Linked DNA regions of Homo sapiens: region 1 is linked to region 2. Evidence: read pairs that join two places in POLR2A ChIA-PET (ENCODE). Cell type or tissue: MCF 10A. All regions are shown on one strand.

The links. ChIA-PET counts read pairs that join two places held together with the same protein. Peaks named below come from ENCODE experiments on the same cell type or tissue, not always from the same donor. Only the 100,000 strongest peaks of a DNase experiment are listed, where the experiment ranks them.
Region 1: POLR2A ChIA-PET joins it to region 2 with 10 read pairs; 2 of 35 experiments call an interaction of 5 or more read pairs at or near these places.

Annotation. Positions count from the first base shown.
Region 1 is chr17:79,335,765-79,343,764 of GRCh38, forward strand. All of the region lies in intron 2 of RBFOX3 (RNA binding fox-1 homolog 3), which reads right to left. Among named protein-coding and RNA genes, the nearest start is that of ENGASE, 260 kb to the left of the region's middle. RefSeq lists an enhancer at 5,099-5,148. In MCF 10A, no CTCF peak of the experiment used is centred here; no DNase peak of the experiment used is centred here.
Region 2 is chr17:79,224,003-79,232,002 of GRCh38, forward strand. All of the region lies in intron 4 of RBFOX3 (RNA binding fox-1 homolog 3), which reads right to left. Among named protein-coding and RNA genes, the nearest start is that of ENGASE, 150 kb to the left of the region's middle. RefSeq lists enhancers at 1-155, 3,621-4,392. In MCF 10A, no CTCF peak of the experiment used is centred here; DNase peaks (open chromatin) are centred at 4,349 and 4,839.

The DNA of each region.
Region 1 (8,000 bases), 110 kb after region 2:
TCCTCTCGTCCTCCACATCTCAGATCCCCAAAGCCTTCCCTGGCACCGCACACTCAGGCAATCTCACCTGCCCCTGCACTCCACGTAGCCTGCAGCCATCTTAGCTTTTCCTGTTCAATATTGGAACTTTCCAGAAATGCTACCCTAGTTGTCATCCTTATCCTATTCAATGGGTTTCTACAGAAAAGAAAACTCGCTGTTTCTCACACCTGCCGGTCTGCCTGCGCCGCTTCGTAGACACCGCCCTCCCTCTGTGCTGTTTGCCATGGACTCCAGATAGCTTCACACACATTCCTTCATTTCACCCCATCACACCCGTTCTTTTAAATCCCACTGTTCTGGCCGGGAGCAGTGGCTCTCGCCTGTAATCCCAGCACTTTGAGAGGCCAAGGTGAGTGGATCACCTGAGGTCAGGAGTTCGAGACCAGCCTGGCCAACATGACGAAAACCCATCTCTACTAAAAATACAAAACTTAGCCGGGCATGGTGGTATACGTCTGTACTCCCAGCTACTCAGGAGGCTGAGGCAGGAGAATCACTTGAACTCAGGAGGCAGAGGTTGCAGTGAGCCAAGATCGCACCACTGCATTCCAGCCTGGGCGACAGAGTGAGATTTCATCTCAAAAAATAAATAAATAAATAAATAAATAAATAAAATAAATTGAAAAAAAAAATAAATCCCACTGTTCCAGGTGGGGCAACCGAGCTTCTGAAAAGCTGAAGTCCCCTGTCCAGCAGCGCATGGAGACAGAACTGTGCAAAGGGTTGGGTCACATTCAGCTGTCTGGACTCACAAGGGCAGAAATCAGTGAGACCCACAGGTGAGGTCCCTGGCCTCGTCCTCTCTCCTCCACACTGGACCTTCAGTAAAGACGGTGCTGTCCTCAGGCCCGATCCCAGCCCTGGCTCAACCAAGGGCAGCTCATTCAGGGGGATCACAACAGGGGGGTGGCTCTGAACCAGGAGGTGCACATAGTGAATACCAACAGAGAATCTTCCAGAGCTTTGGGGCTTTTACTGGTGGCTGATGGCCTTCAGGAGGCAATTAAAAAGGCACAATAAAAAGTGAAGTGGGCCGGGTGAGGTGGCTCACGCCTGTAATCCCAGCACTTCGGGAGGCAGAGGCGGGTGGATCACCTGAGGCCAGGAGTTTGAGACAACCCTGGCGAACATGGTGAAACCCTGTCTCTACTAATAATACAAAAATTAGCTGGGCATGGTAGTGCACGCCTGTAATCCCAGCTACTTGGGAAGCTGAGGCAGAAGAATCGCTTGAACCTGGAGCAGAGGTTGCAGTGAGAGGAGATTTTACCACTGCACTCCAGCCTGGGCAACAGAGAGAGACTCCATCTCAAAAAATAAAAAAGGTGAGTGCTCTTATTTCGATAGTCCTGACTCTCACACCACGGGAAAGGACCACGTCATCTTGGCTCCTCCTAGGATCAGACTCCAGGCTAGGACTTTTCAAAGGAAACATTGTGCTTACCTGACAAAAAAAAAATTAATCCCAGGTGGGATGGAGCCACACATCCTAACAAACTTCTCCTTGGCATCTCTGGCACCACTGCTATTTCCAGAACCATCTCTCAAAGCCCACGCACAGCACAGCTGCATCCGGGCACAAATGCACTCTCGTGTGTTTGCACTGACATGCATGCCTCAGGTCCCCGTGGGCACATGCGTGTACAAGAAGAGCCCATTCACAAATCGGATCAAGAAAATGCAGTTGCGCCGGGCACGGTGGCTCACGCCTGTAATCCCAACACTTTGGGAGGCCGAGGCGAGCAGATCACTTGAAGTTAGGAGTTCGAGACCAGCCTGCCCAAGATGGTGAAACCTAATCTCTACTAAAAATACAAAAATTAGCCAGGTCTCGTGGCACACACCTGTAGTCCCAGCTCCTTGGGAGGCTGAGGCAGAAAGACCAGCTGAACCCGTGAGGCAGAGGTTGCAGTGAGGTGAGACTGTGCCACTGGACTACAGCCTGGGCAACAGAGCAAGACCCAGTCTCAAAAAAGAAAAAGAAAAGAAAATACAGTTGAGTTTACTATATATATGTCACATACACACACACAGAGTTCTTATAGCCTACCTCTGAAAGAGAAGTGGCAGGCATGTGTCTCTTTTTCTTAAATTTTTGCTTCTGTTTCATGTGTTTGCTGGCATACTTCTCCAGATTTTTTTTTTTTTTTTAGACAGAGTCTCACAGTGTCACCCAGGTTGGAGCGCAGTGGCGCGATCTCGGCTCACTGCAACCTCTGCCTCCTGGGCTCAAGTGAGTCTCCTGTCTCAGCCTCCCGAGTAGCTAGGATTACAGGCACCTGCCACCATGCCCGGATAATTTTTGTAATTTTAATAGAGACGGGGTTTCACCATGTTGGTCAGGCTGGTCTCAAACTCCAGACCTCAGGTGATCCACCCACCTTAGCCTCCCAAAGTGCTGGGGTTACAGGCATGAGCCACCGCGCCTGGCCTTCTCCAGATATTTTTTAACGGGCTGGAAGGAACTGGGGTTTCTTTTTGATCCTTCCAATTGTCACCTGCAATGGTGGGAACACAGACTGGGGCTGTGGTTTGTGTAGCTCTCCGTGGTGCTGCCCTGAGCCGAGAATATCAGCAGACAGGGAGAGTATTGCAACCCTTCTATGACTGTAGTTTGTGAAATTTCTGTCTTTCCATGGAATTTCAGGGTGATGCTGGTGAGATGGGAAGAGTCCCTGTGAAACAGCTTTTCCAGAATTGGGTTTGGATCCCCCATAATTCAACTCCCTGAGGCACCGCACCGCTGCTATTAGCCTGAGAACTTATTTATTAAAGACTTCCTGTCATCTGCATTGGTTTTCAGCAAACTATACTCACTTAAGGGGTCGACATACATCCCCCAGGAGTAGAATCTGTGAGTTTACCATTCCCTGTCCTTTTTGGAACTCGCATTGCTACACATGTCCCCAAGTGCTTCAACAACCACAGAGGGAGGAGAGGCGTGAGATGCAGTCAGCTGTGTGTTCCAGAGGATGCCTTTCTGATGACTGTTGCTTTTCCTTGTTAGCCCTGGAGACAAATAAAGAGCTAGCTCAAACTTGCTTGGCCCTGTTTCTACTCTTCCTTCCCATAATCCTTAGGCTATTGTTTGTGTTTGGCTGTGTGATCAGAACATTTGCATCAAACCCACTAGTGAGAGGGAAGGAGGCGGTTCTATAAAAATTCAGATTTAGGGCTGCTGAATTCTGAATTCTGAATTCTGGGGAATAGAAAATCTATTTACCAAGTTGTGCAGGTGATTGCTTTCTTTTCTTTTCTTTTTTTTTTTTAGACAGTCTCACTCTGTTGCCCAGGCTAGAGTACAGTGATGCAATCATACCTCACTGCCACCTCGATCTTCCAGGCTCAAGCAATCCTCCCGCCTCAGCCTCCTGAGTGGCTGGGACTACAGGCATGCACCACCACACTCGGATAATTTTTAAATTTGTTTGTAGAGACAGGGTTTTGCTGTGTTGCCCAGGCTGATCTTGAAGTCCTGAGCTCGAGTGATCCTCTTGTCTCGGCCTCCCAAAGCGCTGGGGTTACAGGCATGAGCCACTGTGTCCAGCATTGATTCTTAGTCGCGCTGAAGCTTGGAAAACCATTGTTCTCAAAGTGAGAATTACCCATCGCCTACCTCAAGAAAAGGCACAGTGCAACACCAGCCTCACCCACGAGCTCAGTAGAAAGACAGATTCTCACTGGAGCTGGGTGGGTTCCTTATTGGAGCTGGTGGGAGGGAAGGAGGAAGTGGTTCCTTAAAACACAGACTGCTGGGCCCCATTCCCAGAGTTTCTGATTCAGTATGTGTGGAATGGGGTCTGCTAATTTGCTTTTAAACAAGTTTCAAGAAGGTTCTGAGCCTGCCGGTCTGGAGGCCCTGCTGAGAGAAGAGCTGTGCTGGGAGACGATAACTCGGGCTGGCACAGCAACTGTTGGCCTGGAAGTTGGGGTCTGGGTCCTCATTTTGGTCCTAACCTTAGACAAGTCACTCAAGTCCCTTCTCCTATTTGATTCAGAATTTTTTTTGGCATAAAACAGGACTGGATTGAACAGGTGTGCAGTTCCTTTCTAGCACCTACATTCTACGACTCCAGCCCTTGCTGAAATGCAGCAGTAACTGGTGACCAGGACAAACAGCTAGCAGAGAAGCAGAGTCCTGCTGATGCCCCCTGTTCTCCCTCTGTCTTTCAGAGTCCTGTACCCTACTGATGTTAAACTTCTGAGCATGGGCCGGGCACGGCGGCTCACACCTGTAATCCCAGCACTTTGGGAGGCCAAGGCGGGCAGATCACCTGAGGCCAGGAGTTCGAGACCAGCCTGACGAACATGGTGAAACCCTGTCCCTACTAAAAATACAAAAATTAGCCAGGTGTGGTGGTGCACGCCTGTAATCCCAGCTACTTGGGAGGCTGAGGCAGGAGGATTGCTTGAACCCGGGAGGTGGAGGTTGCAGTGAGCCGAGATCACACCATTGCACTCCAGCCTGGGCAATAGAGTGAGACTCCATCTCAAAAAAAAAAACAAAAAACAAAAACAAAACTCTCTGAGCATGATAGAATCTATGTTGGGAGCCAGGCTGCCAGCAGCTGCCTTCCGCAAGCCCCACCTCCCAGAAGTGAAAGCTTCTATTCGTTCTTCCCCATGGGGCAGGGTTCCTGGGCTTACAGCCTGAGCCGCCCTGTGATTTTCAGAGTTCTGTGTAAAGATGGAGTGTGTTCCCCTCCACACCTCCCCAGCTGCATGGGGCAGAGTGACTTCACTGCACATCCTGGTGTGTCTGAAAAGCGACATGATTTGGGGGTGATTAAAGGCAACCCACATGCTTGATGAGCATGTAATTATTGCCTGTTTCATGACACGGGTCTGGCACTCAGAAACCTGGAGACGCAAGCACTTGCAGTTTTTCATGACAGCCTGACTTCATCCGATGAATGAAAAAAAAAAGTAAGGAAAAGAAAAAAGATGAAAACATCTGTAATGAACATCTGGATTCCATTGCTAACCATGAAAGCAAATTCCTCAGAGTCAGCATGCCGGAGAGGGCTGGGAAAGGGTGTATTTATAAACAACTGTGGTACTTGAATCAGAAAAAATGCCCCCAAACACCACCCCTTCCTGTTTGAAAACCTTTCAGAATGGAGAAGCATTGAGTTTCAGTTCTGTGTCTAAGCAATGGAGAAACAGTTACACCTGCAAGTCAAGCTCTGGACTCAAACAAACATAATGACAGCCTCTGGGCTCAGCAGTTGGTTCCCCAAAACAGTCATCTGAAGAAAAGATTCAAATACCTCTGAGTGTTTGCGGGTGTGTGTGCAGTCATGTGAGTGCACAGACATGCACACGGGAAGGCAGACATGCACGTATGCACAGTGTGTACACAGTCATGCACACCTGTAGGCGTGGGTGTGTGCAGAGAGTCATGCACACAGGAATGCAGGCAGGGGTACACAGGTGTGTGTGTACATGTGTGTGCACAGGTGTGCACACAGAAATGTAGGCATGTGTTCATGTCTCATGTGTGTATGCATGCACAGAAATGTCCAATTCATATGCCACAGCCCACTTTTTTGCAGCCTCCTTTTTTACTTCCTCATACTATACAGCTTCATACCTTGTTTACAACTTCCCATTATTCATATACCTATCACCAAGTTGTGCCCTCTTCGTGCGTAACTAATTGAGTTCGTGGGAGGCTGTTGCTGGGGGTCCGGCAATTACAGCACAGTGGCGGGTGTTGGAAGCCAGGGGAGCTGAGGCTAGGCAGCATGGCTGGGGCTGGGGCACGGCTGTCCTACACGCCACATGGGCTGTGCACATGGAGGCTCCTTGTTGGCACCTTGGAAAGCCTTAGGGTCCATTTCTCTACCTGGAGAAGCAGTCACTGCCCCTTGGTGTGTGCATGGGGGACAGAGCCAGGGAGCGTCTCCCTTGCTCCCTTTCTGAGTTCTGAGCTCCAGGCTCCCTGCATAACCATCTTAACAGAAAGAGGAGTGGCGAGCCTGTCTGCTCTCATAAACCATGTGCCCCTGCAAACCCCCAAGCCAGGGCTAAGGGAAAAACAATTTGCAGCCGGTGGCTCCTAATAGATGGAAATAACTCTATCCGTGAATGCAGGTGATGCGCTAATGTGAAAAGAGATGAAAAGTGGAATTCATTTGGAAAATTTTGGCTTTGGCCCCCAAGGCTGGGGCAAGAGGGTGTCCTCCATGGCTGGCCCCCTCCCCGGCCCCCTCCCAGCCTCCCTGTGAGCTGGGGGCAGCCTGGCCCAACCTGTCACCTGGCATTAGAGGCGATAAAAGCCATGTGCTTCCCTCACCTCGTGGTGCAGCTCGTGTTTAGGGCCTTTGCTTTATCAGTTTTTATTTCGTGTAATATTCATCACACTGGTTTATTTATGGGGCCCTTGTTGGGAAGTTATTTTTCAGGCCTGGTGAATAAAACATTAGACTTTGCGGCTTGTCAGGGTGACTGCGGCTACTCTGATGTCAGCCTGACAAACCGCCTTTTCTTTTTCCCAACAACTGCACTTTTAGAGAAATTTATTTGTATTTTGTTGGGCATTTGTTGTTTTTTTCTCCTTTTGGCTGGTGGATGTTGGTCAGAGTCGAAGTCTCTCTCTCTCGTCTGATTAAATGCTGGAGCCTTCACTTGCTGAGAAAGGCAATATGTTAAGCAGGAGAAGTGAGGTGAGCACCTCGGGCCTCCAGAACCTAAGTCCTGGGCTACAGGAGAGCCATGGGATCCCAAAGCCTGCAATGAATCCCCTCCCTGCAAAGCCTAGCGGCTCAACCTGGGTGTTCACAGCCAGTGAGCGAAGTGCTTTAGCCGTGCAGGTCAGAGTCGAAGGATGACCTGGAGGAACTGCTGGAGAGGTTGATGGGGCTTTGTGCGGAAAGGCAGAGGGCACAGGAGTGTGGGTCCTAAAATCCTAATGAGAATAATGGGGGAAAATCCCAATAAATTAAAAACAAAACAGGCGAAATGTGGCTTTAAGCAAAGCTCTCAATAAGAAAATCTGCACTTAAGGAAAACTAGGGTGAAGAGACTCACTTTACAACGGGGCTTGTCACAGTATTTCTCAGTTATTCTCATGCACTTAAAATGTGGATTACTTTACATGACTTTTCAAGTTTTGTTAAACAAGAGAAAGAGAACACAGTGGGGGGAGAGAGAAAGAGAAAGAGAAAGAGCGAGAGAGAGAGAGAGAGAGAGAGAAACCTGGTAATGCTATATTTCAGATTGAAGAGTGTTGAGTTTTTCTTTCTTTCTCCCCAGAAATCAAAAGGATTAAGAAAACCCCAATCAATAACAATCCAGCCAGCTGCTGGTGATTCACTGTGACTTGTCCTTTAGATGGCTTAGTACATGACGATCTCTTCATTAAGTGATACCTGGACTGTGTTCATCCTTACTAATAGCTCATAAGCTCAGTGGCTTTTTTAAAACTGGAGGAAGGGCCAGGCGAGGTAACTCACACCTGTAATCCCAGCACTTTGGGAGGCCTAGGAGGGTGGATCACCTGAGGTCAGGAGTTTGAGACCAACGTGATGAAACCCCATCTCTGCTAAAAATACAAAAATTAGCCAGGTGTGGTGGTGCACACCTGTAGTCCCAGCTACTCGGGAAGCTGAGGCATGAGAATTGCTTGAATTTGGGAGATCGAGGTTGCAGTGAGCCGAGATTGCACCACTGCACTCCAGCCTGGGAGACAGAGTGAGACTCGGTCTCAAAAGAAAAAACAAACAAACAAACAAAAAAACCCAAAAACACTGGAGGAAGAAAATGTCATTTAGCTTCTTGAGCAACACCACCACCAGACCAAGGGCATCAGCTTCCCTTCTTGGATTCTCCCGTGGATCAGGTGTCACCTGGGATGGCTGCACACTGACCCCTAGTAACAGAGGCTACCATTTGTGGGGTATGTACTGTCAGCCAGGCAGTGAAGAAAAGGGTGCCATCATTCATCTTCCTTCATC
Region 2 (8,000 bases):
GAAGGCAGGCTTGAATGCCGCCTCCTGCACACCTCGCCAGTTCTCTGCGTGTGTCCTGATTGAGAGTCTCTGGGCAGATTCTTCTTTCCCAAACAGTAACATATGGTGGTCACTGAGGCATTAACTGCCACCAAGAGCCTCCGGAGTCACCTGGCCTCTCCCCTTCCAGGACATAGGAAATTCCTCTGCAGCCTCCCCACCGCAGATGCCTCCAAGGACCAAGGACAGGGAATCCAGGCAGCCCACCCGATGGCTGCCAGCTGTCATGGTCAGGAAGTTCTTCTTTCAGACAGCCTGAAATCCATCTCCCCCAGACTCTCCTCATTGATCTTAGTTCCGCCATCTGAGGCCACAGGCATTGTGTGGACTTTCCCTTCCACAGGCCAGCCCTTGAGCTTTCCAAGACAGATCAACCAGCTCTTTCCTCCTCTGGGCACACAGCGCTGGTCCCTGGGGCCATTTCCTTTAGGGTGCATTTGGGTCTTTACCCCGTCTTGTCCACTTGGCTGCGAAACATCCCCTGGCCCATAGCTGGGAACTCCAGGGTGAAACTAACATTCCAGGTGGCCCTGCGGCCCAGGGATCCCCTGAGGTGATCCAGAGTGGACCTTACCCATGCCATCTAAACAGAGTCAGCTTGGAGGGCAGCCACTTAGCTTTGGAGTCATCGTCCCTCCAGCTTCCTGGGGACACAATTGGTTTACACTGTAATTATTAACAGGGCTGCAGTTTGGAGGATGTGTCATCTGGTCACTCTAATTGTACTGAATTTGTGATCAGTGACAGCCCCTGAGTCTTCTTTCTCTTGTACTCATCCAACTGGTGTTTTTGGAACTCAGAGCAAGATTTTACATTTAGTCTTGTTACATTTAGTGAATTTCACCCCTGGTGCTAGCCAGCTAACCAGGAAAACTATTAGTTATTCCTCTCATCTTTAGAAGAATAAGAATTTGATCATCATGCCTACTAAATGTTTACATAAACTGCTGGTGAAAGGCATGACTAGCATAGGGTTGAGAGCCCAGCCTTGTGGCGCACCATTAGAGACACCCCAGGAGTCAGTGCCCTTTGACCATTCACACACGTCACCTATGCAAAACATGCCCCTGCCTTTCCACCATCCAGTCTTCAGTGAAAGGTGACCAGCACGTACACAGCCCACATGGCTTGCACAGTCAACCTCTCTCCCTCTTTGGAAAGTTCGGCTGTCTCCCAATCTCAAGCTTCCTCCCTGGGCATCTCTCGCTGGCCAGTCCCCTCCCCAGCACTGCTGTCCCCTCCCTCCATTCTTTTTTTTTTTTTTTTTTAGACAGGGTCTCACTCTGTTGCTCAGGCTGGAATGCAGTGGCACCATTTGGACTCACCGCAACCTCCACCTCCCGGGTTCAAGCGATTCTCATGTCTCAGCCTCCCGCATAGCTGGGATTACAAGCATGCACCAACACACCTGGCTAATTTTAGTATTTTTAGTAGAGACGGGATTTCACCATGTTGCCCAGGCTGGTCTCAAACTCCTGACCTCAAGTGATGTGCCCACCTCAGCCTCCCAAAGTGCTGGGATTAAAGGCATGAGCCATGTGCCCAGCCCCCGGATCAATTCTGTAAGTGCTCAGCTGCTGGATTGACTCTGGAACTCCTCACAGCCAAGGGGAGCGTGTGTCCATGCCTCGAGGACCCACAGACCCCAGCTGGGTAGGGGGCTGCTGGGCAGAGCCGGAGGGGGTACTGGGTCCCTTCTGCCTCAGCAGCAAGTCCACAAATGTGTGTGAGGTGCCAACTGCAGGCTGGGCCCATTCCACACCAGGGACCCAGCTTTGAACCAAACAGGTTAACCTTCCTGCACTCCTGGGCTTTACCCCGTACTGGGGAGGAGAGTCAACAAACATAATTTAGAAAATTGTCTTGCATGTCAAAGGGCGACAGTGGTGGGGGAAGCAGGATGGGGGTGTGGGAGGGCAGAGGAGGGGGCTGCAGTGTTCAGCCAGGTGGTCAGAGTAAGTGTAATTGATGAGGTGATGTTCAGGCCCATCTGGATAGGCCCAAAGAGGGGGCTCTGAGGCTTTCTGGGGAGAATATTCCAGCAAAAAGAATATCCCTGGCAAAGGGCATTCCACATCATGGGATATGTCTAGCTATTTGGGGAACCAGCAAGGTGGCCCATGGGCTGGAGTAATGAGAGTGGGCAGGCAGCAGTGGGAGAAGTGGTCAGATCATAGGAGGTCCTATATGGGAGGGTATTGTGAGGACTTTGGCCTTTCTCCAAGAGAAGTGGGAGTCACAGGAGGATTTGGAGCAGAGGAGGAGTGCAGCCCAACTTGGGCTTTAACCGTATTAGCGTCACCCCAACAGCACATTCCCTGGATAGGAAGTGGGCCAGGTGTCTAAAGATGGACCTCATGACCATCTTTGCTCAGCCTGAGGATTTTGTAATGGTTGGTATTCACGGGGAGGTGGGGATGGCTTCCTGGCCTGATGAGCAGTCACCTGCCTGCTATGCTTCCCACCGTGGTCAAGAGAACGCATGGGGTCTGTGACTGCACCCAGTGTGTCCTGGGCATCACCCTGTGGAGCAGGAGGAGCCTGGGATGTGGCAAAACTCAGACCTGAGCTCAAATTCCAGACCAGCCACTGTCCTGCTGGGCAGCTTTGAGCAGATTACTTAACCTTTCTGAGCCTCTGTTCCCTTTTTGGTAGAGTGGGGATGGCAACATCTACCTTCCTGGGGTGACTATGGGGGTTTAGCAGTCACCAAGGTGGAGGGTCTGGCACACAGGTATTGGATAAAAAATATCACATTAATCAAGGGACATGGGCATTTGCAGGTATGTGAGTTAGGAAAGAGGGAGCGTGAGGCTGGCAAATTTCTACACCAGCGTGAGACTGGATAAGGACAGACTCCAGCTCTGACAAGTTGCTCGGGAGGCTCTGGGACCTGCCAGGCCTGGGGGAACCCACTAAGCATTCTGGGCAGGGACCTCTCACTCTGGCCTGCGCGGAGCATCTGCAGAAGCAGCAGAAGGCTGCGGTGCCTCCAACCCCGCCTTGCTCCCCTTTCTCACTCCCGTGTCTCTTCCCTCCCTCCTTCCCTCTCCCTCTAACTTATCTGCAAGCGCCAGCCAGTTGGCAGGCTGGACACTCAGCAAAGGAGCCATGGAGACTTCTTGCTGGTTTTGGCCGAGACCACCAGTTTTGTGTGTTGAGTCCCCAGAGGCGAATTCCAGCAGAGGAGGGACAAAGTAAGTCCTGAGAGGTCCAGCGAAGCAGCGAGCCAGAGAACATCCACAGAGGCAGGTTGGGCCTCAGTTTCGGAGTGGTTTCCCCTTTTCCTCCTGGGCTGGTGTCCTTTGATCCCATGGACCAGATGGAGGTGTCCCCATGGATGTCAGAAATCCAGCCCACCCCTAAGAGGGGGTGAGTATTGTTTGAGCATCAGCTCGTCCAGGGCAGGGGCTTTGTTTGGCTCCTTGTTGCATCTCAAGCATGTCATTTGTGCTCACTGCACAGGAGATGAGCAGGTCTCTGATGCCAGTGGGGGACTCTGCCATAGAGAAGGATTCAGCACAGGGCCCCGCTCATTCCCGGCTGGCTGGGGGATGGCGGCGTGGGGAGGCTGACTGGCGGCGGTTACTCACTCTTCCATGGCTTATAACTGGAGCACATGTGATGGCCAAGAGGCAAAAAGCAAAGTGCCCAGGAAGACCCTGACCAGCCTGAGGGATGCAGGCAGGTGGCCTCAGTGTCCAGGTGAGGGTGGGAGAAATCCAGGGGCAGGGGAAGGTAGGCTCGGGGCCTCTGTGTTGGTTTTTCCTTCTGAGCTGGTAATGCCAAGGCCAGCGAGGTCCTGAATTGTAGCCATCACATTGCATGGACCTCCACTTTGCTTAGTGGGGAGCAGATAGGTACTGCAGCTTTTTAGCCACCAACAGCGATAAAACCCACCTTCTTTGTGGACCTCCCCCTACGAATCCTCTGGAGAGACAAGGGGCCCTGCGGTCAGCGTCAATGTAAGGCCTGCAGGGTCAGAAGGACCCAGGTGTGGGCAGCCAGGCTGGCCAGGGACGCATGTCTTCCCTGCCCTTCCTCCGTAGGACGGAGCCTGGCCTGCTCCTCCTTCTAAGCTGCTTACAGGTCTCTCTCGTCACCTGTTCTGTCTTAAGTGGGATTGTGTCAAGACCTCACTATCTCGCCTCTCCTCCCTGGCGCTATCCGTGGGCTCTCCGTGTTCCCTCCGGCCTGTGCCTTGGCAAAGCTGTCCGCTCCGGAGCGGGCGGGGTGGCCATGAAGCCTGAGAGAGAGGTGTGTGTCCTGCTCTCTGCACCGTGACGCCTCCCGCTCCCTGAAAACCAGGGAGAAATTACTCTGCCCAAGCGGAACACGCCCGGACAAGCCTCCTCTCCAGCTGTAATTAATACTCTGGGGAAAACACAGACTTGGGGTTTTCATACTTCCACACAAACACACACACACTCACAGATTTCTTTCCATTGTCCTCCGATCCCATCTCAAATGTTTAATGTCCTGCTTCTTTCATGGGTAGCACAAAACCACCCAACTGGATACATCCAGAAAGCCAAGGGAGGCACCAGGGACCCTCTTCAGGTTCCGTGATGCAGAACTTGAGCGTTTGGGAGCTGATTTGCCAACAAGCAGTGCCCAGGCTGCATCCCTGACGTGGAGCAAAGCAGCTTTGGCCTTCTCAGAGTCAGAAATAGCCGTGAGTTTGGGTTAACCCTTTGTGGTCAACATTCTGGGGCATTGCTCTTTATTTCCCCCATCACAGTAGCCTAACTGATGCGCTAGTCCAAACACGTGTGCGCATACCAAGCGCTCCTGCCACCTGACTCATTACAAAACACTCTGGTGAGGCAGGAGCCTTGCAGTTCCATGAAGCTAGGCAGCTGGCAACTCTGATATTGGAAATGTTCTCTCAAAGGACAGGAGAGGGCCGGGCGCAGTGGCTCATGCCTGTAATCCCAGCACTTTGGGAGGCCGAGATGGGCGGATCACTTGAGGTCAGGAGTTCAAGACCAGCTGGCCAATATGGTGAAATCCCATCTCTACTAAAAATACAAAAAAAGTAGCCAGGCGTGGTGGCATACGCCTGTAATCCCAGCTACTTGGGAGGCTGAGGCAGGAGAATGGCTTGAGCACGGTAGGCAGAGGTTGCAGTGAGCCGAGACTGTGCCATCGCACTCCAGCCTGGGTGACAGTGTGAATGAGACTCTGTCAAAAAAAAAAAAAAAAAAAAAAAAAAAAAAAAAAAAAGGGACAGGGCTGGGCGTGGTGGCTCACATCTGTAATCCCAGCACTTTGGGAGGCCGAGGAGGGCAGATCACTTGAGGTCAGGAGTTTGACACCAGCCTGACCAACATGGTGAAACACCATCTCTACTAAAAATACAAAAAAATTAGCCAAGTGTGGTGGTGCACATCTGCAATCCCAGCTACTCAAGAGGCTGAAGCAGGATAATTGCTTGAACCTGGGAGGCAGAGGTTACAGTGAGCTGAGATGGTGCCACTACACTCCAACCTGGGTGACAGAGCAAGACTCCATCTCAAAAAAAAAAAAAAAAAAAAAAAAGACAGGAGAGCTCAAGTGGGCCAGGAAGGGTGGAGTCCTCTGCATCTCCCACTGGTCAGAGAGCTCCTTTGGGGTGGCATGAGGAGGTGGGGATGGGAATGGGCTCAGAAATCCAAACCCGTGAAATCCACAGTCTCCTACAGGGAGGCTTGACTTCTCCAGGGAAATTCTCAGTGTGAAAAGTAGCCTGAACAACCAGGACTGTGGTCTTGCCTTGGCCACTTCCAACGTGGGCCTGGGTGAATAATCGACCCATCCTAAGCCTCAGTTTCCTCATCTGTAGAATAGGGACACCATTCCTGCCTTTTGAACAGGCCTGTTGTACGGATGACATGGGACGGCAGGTTTCACTTGTGATGACCTGTGTCCAAGCTCCTAATCAGCTGGAGATGCTGTGCCCAGATAAAGGATTGGGTATGTCCGACTCAGCTGAGGCAGGTGCAGGGACCATGATTTGGAAGACCAAACAGGCTCAGCTTCTCATGGGTCCTCCTCAGCTATTCTCACTGGGGGCAAGGGGGGTGCCGCCCAGAGGCACAGTGACACGCAGTGATGATGAGGCTGGTTGGGTTGCCGTCGGCCTCTAGGTTCCCTTCTCCCCAGTTTTCTCATGTTCCTCACCACCCAGTCTTTGAGAGGCTTGGAGGCATTGTTTTTCTCTCACTTTCTCTCCATATTTATTTATTTATTTTTTTGAGATGGAGTCTTGCTTTGTCACCCAGGCTGGAGTGCAGTGGTACGATCTTGGCTCACTGCTACCTCTGCCTCCTGGGTTCAAGCGATTCTCCTGCTTCAGCCTCCAGAGTAGCTGGGACTACAGTCACCCGCCACCATACCCGGCTAATTTTTTGTATTTTTAGTAGAGATGGGGTTTCACCATGTTGGCCAGGCTGGTCTCGATCTGCTGACCTCGTGATCCGCCCGCCTCGGCCTCCCAAAGTGCTGGGATTACAGGGGTGAGCCACGGCACCCGGCTCTCCTTATTCTTTACAATCAAAATGTTCCTGAGAAGAAACGCTGTGAAGCAGTCTTGCTAAGCCTTTCCAGAGCTAAGTTCCGGCTCCTGCAGAGCCCTCATCATTGAGGAGAGGAGGCTGTTCTCAAGGCATGGGAAGCAAAGGTGCCTGTCTCTACACTAGGACTGTGTGTCCCAGGCTCACGAGTGCTTCTGACAGCCCTGTAGCTCGTCTCCTTCCACCCTGCAGGGGACTGGGGACAAGGGCCAGGCCCAGCCTGTGTATGTGCCTGGGTTTGTTCCAGCAGCCGGGCAGTTACTGCAGAGACAGATCCGGTGTAAAGAAGAAAACAGTTCTGCTTCTGGTCAAGATGGAGAAATGGGGACTGATGTGCCTGCCTCCGAGAACAATAACAACAAGCTGAAGACTAGTTTTCAAGACACTGGACGAGATACAGTGAAGGGCAGTGATCCCCCAGTGCTGGTCATAGAGGAGCTGCACAGTCGTCCCAGCTGACTGTCTTGAGGAAGTTTTCAGGCCATGGTGCAGTGACCCCAGGTCAAGCCTGGTGTACTCCCTGAGTTGAGGAGACAGAGCTGAGAGGTGGGGAGCCAAGGTGGCTGGAGTTATAAGACAGAGCAATGGGGAGAAGACAGCTGGACAGAGAAAGAGCTCTACAGATACTAAGAGGGTCCCACTGAGTACTCAGCTGAGTACTGATCAGCACAAGCTTTGGAGAAAACCACCCAAGGTTGAGGCGAGAACCCCCTGGAGGGATGAAGGACACAGCACTGGGCACCCTCACAGGGCCAGAGTAGCTCAGTCCTCACTAGTCAGATTGGAACAGGAACTTTTTACTGTTCATGGGGCACTGGGTAGAGCATGCAGAGCCCTGCCTTAGTAGCAAGAACAATCACACCTAGGATAAATACAGCCCTGGGCATATCAGGGCTGTATTTATTGTAGAAGAAAACTGCCTTTGTTAACATAATCATTTATATAGAAAATCTGACGGAATTGACACAAAATCTACTAGAACTAGTAAATAGATTTAGCAAGGCTGCAGGACACAAAATCAATGTACAAAAAATCTATTTTATTTCTATACGCTAGCAACAATCAATCAGAAATTGAAAGAAAAATACCATTTTAAGAAGCATTAAAATATGAATGACATTGGCATAAATCTAAGAAAAGATGTTCAATATCCATACACAGAAAACCATAAACCATTGATGAAATTAAAGAAATTCTAAATAAATGGAGAGAAATACCTTGTTTATGAGTCAGAAGGCCCAGTATTGTTAAGATGTCACTGATCGCTGTATTAGTCCATTCTCATGCTGCTATGAAGAAATACCCAAGACTGAGTAATTTATAAAGGAAAGAGGTTTAGTTGACTCACAGTTCCACATGGCCGGGGAGGCCTCAAGAAACTTACAATCAGGGCGGAAGACACCTCTT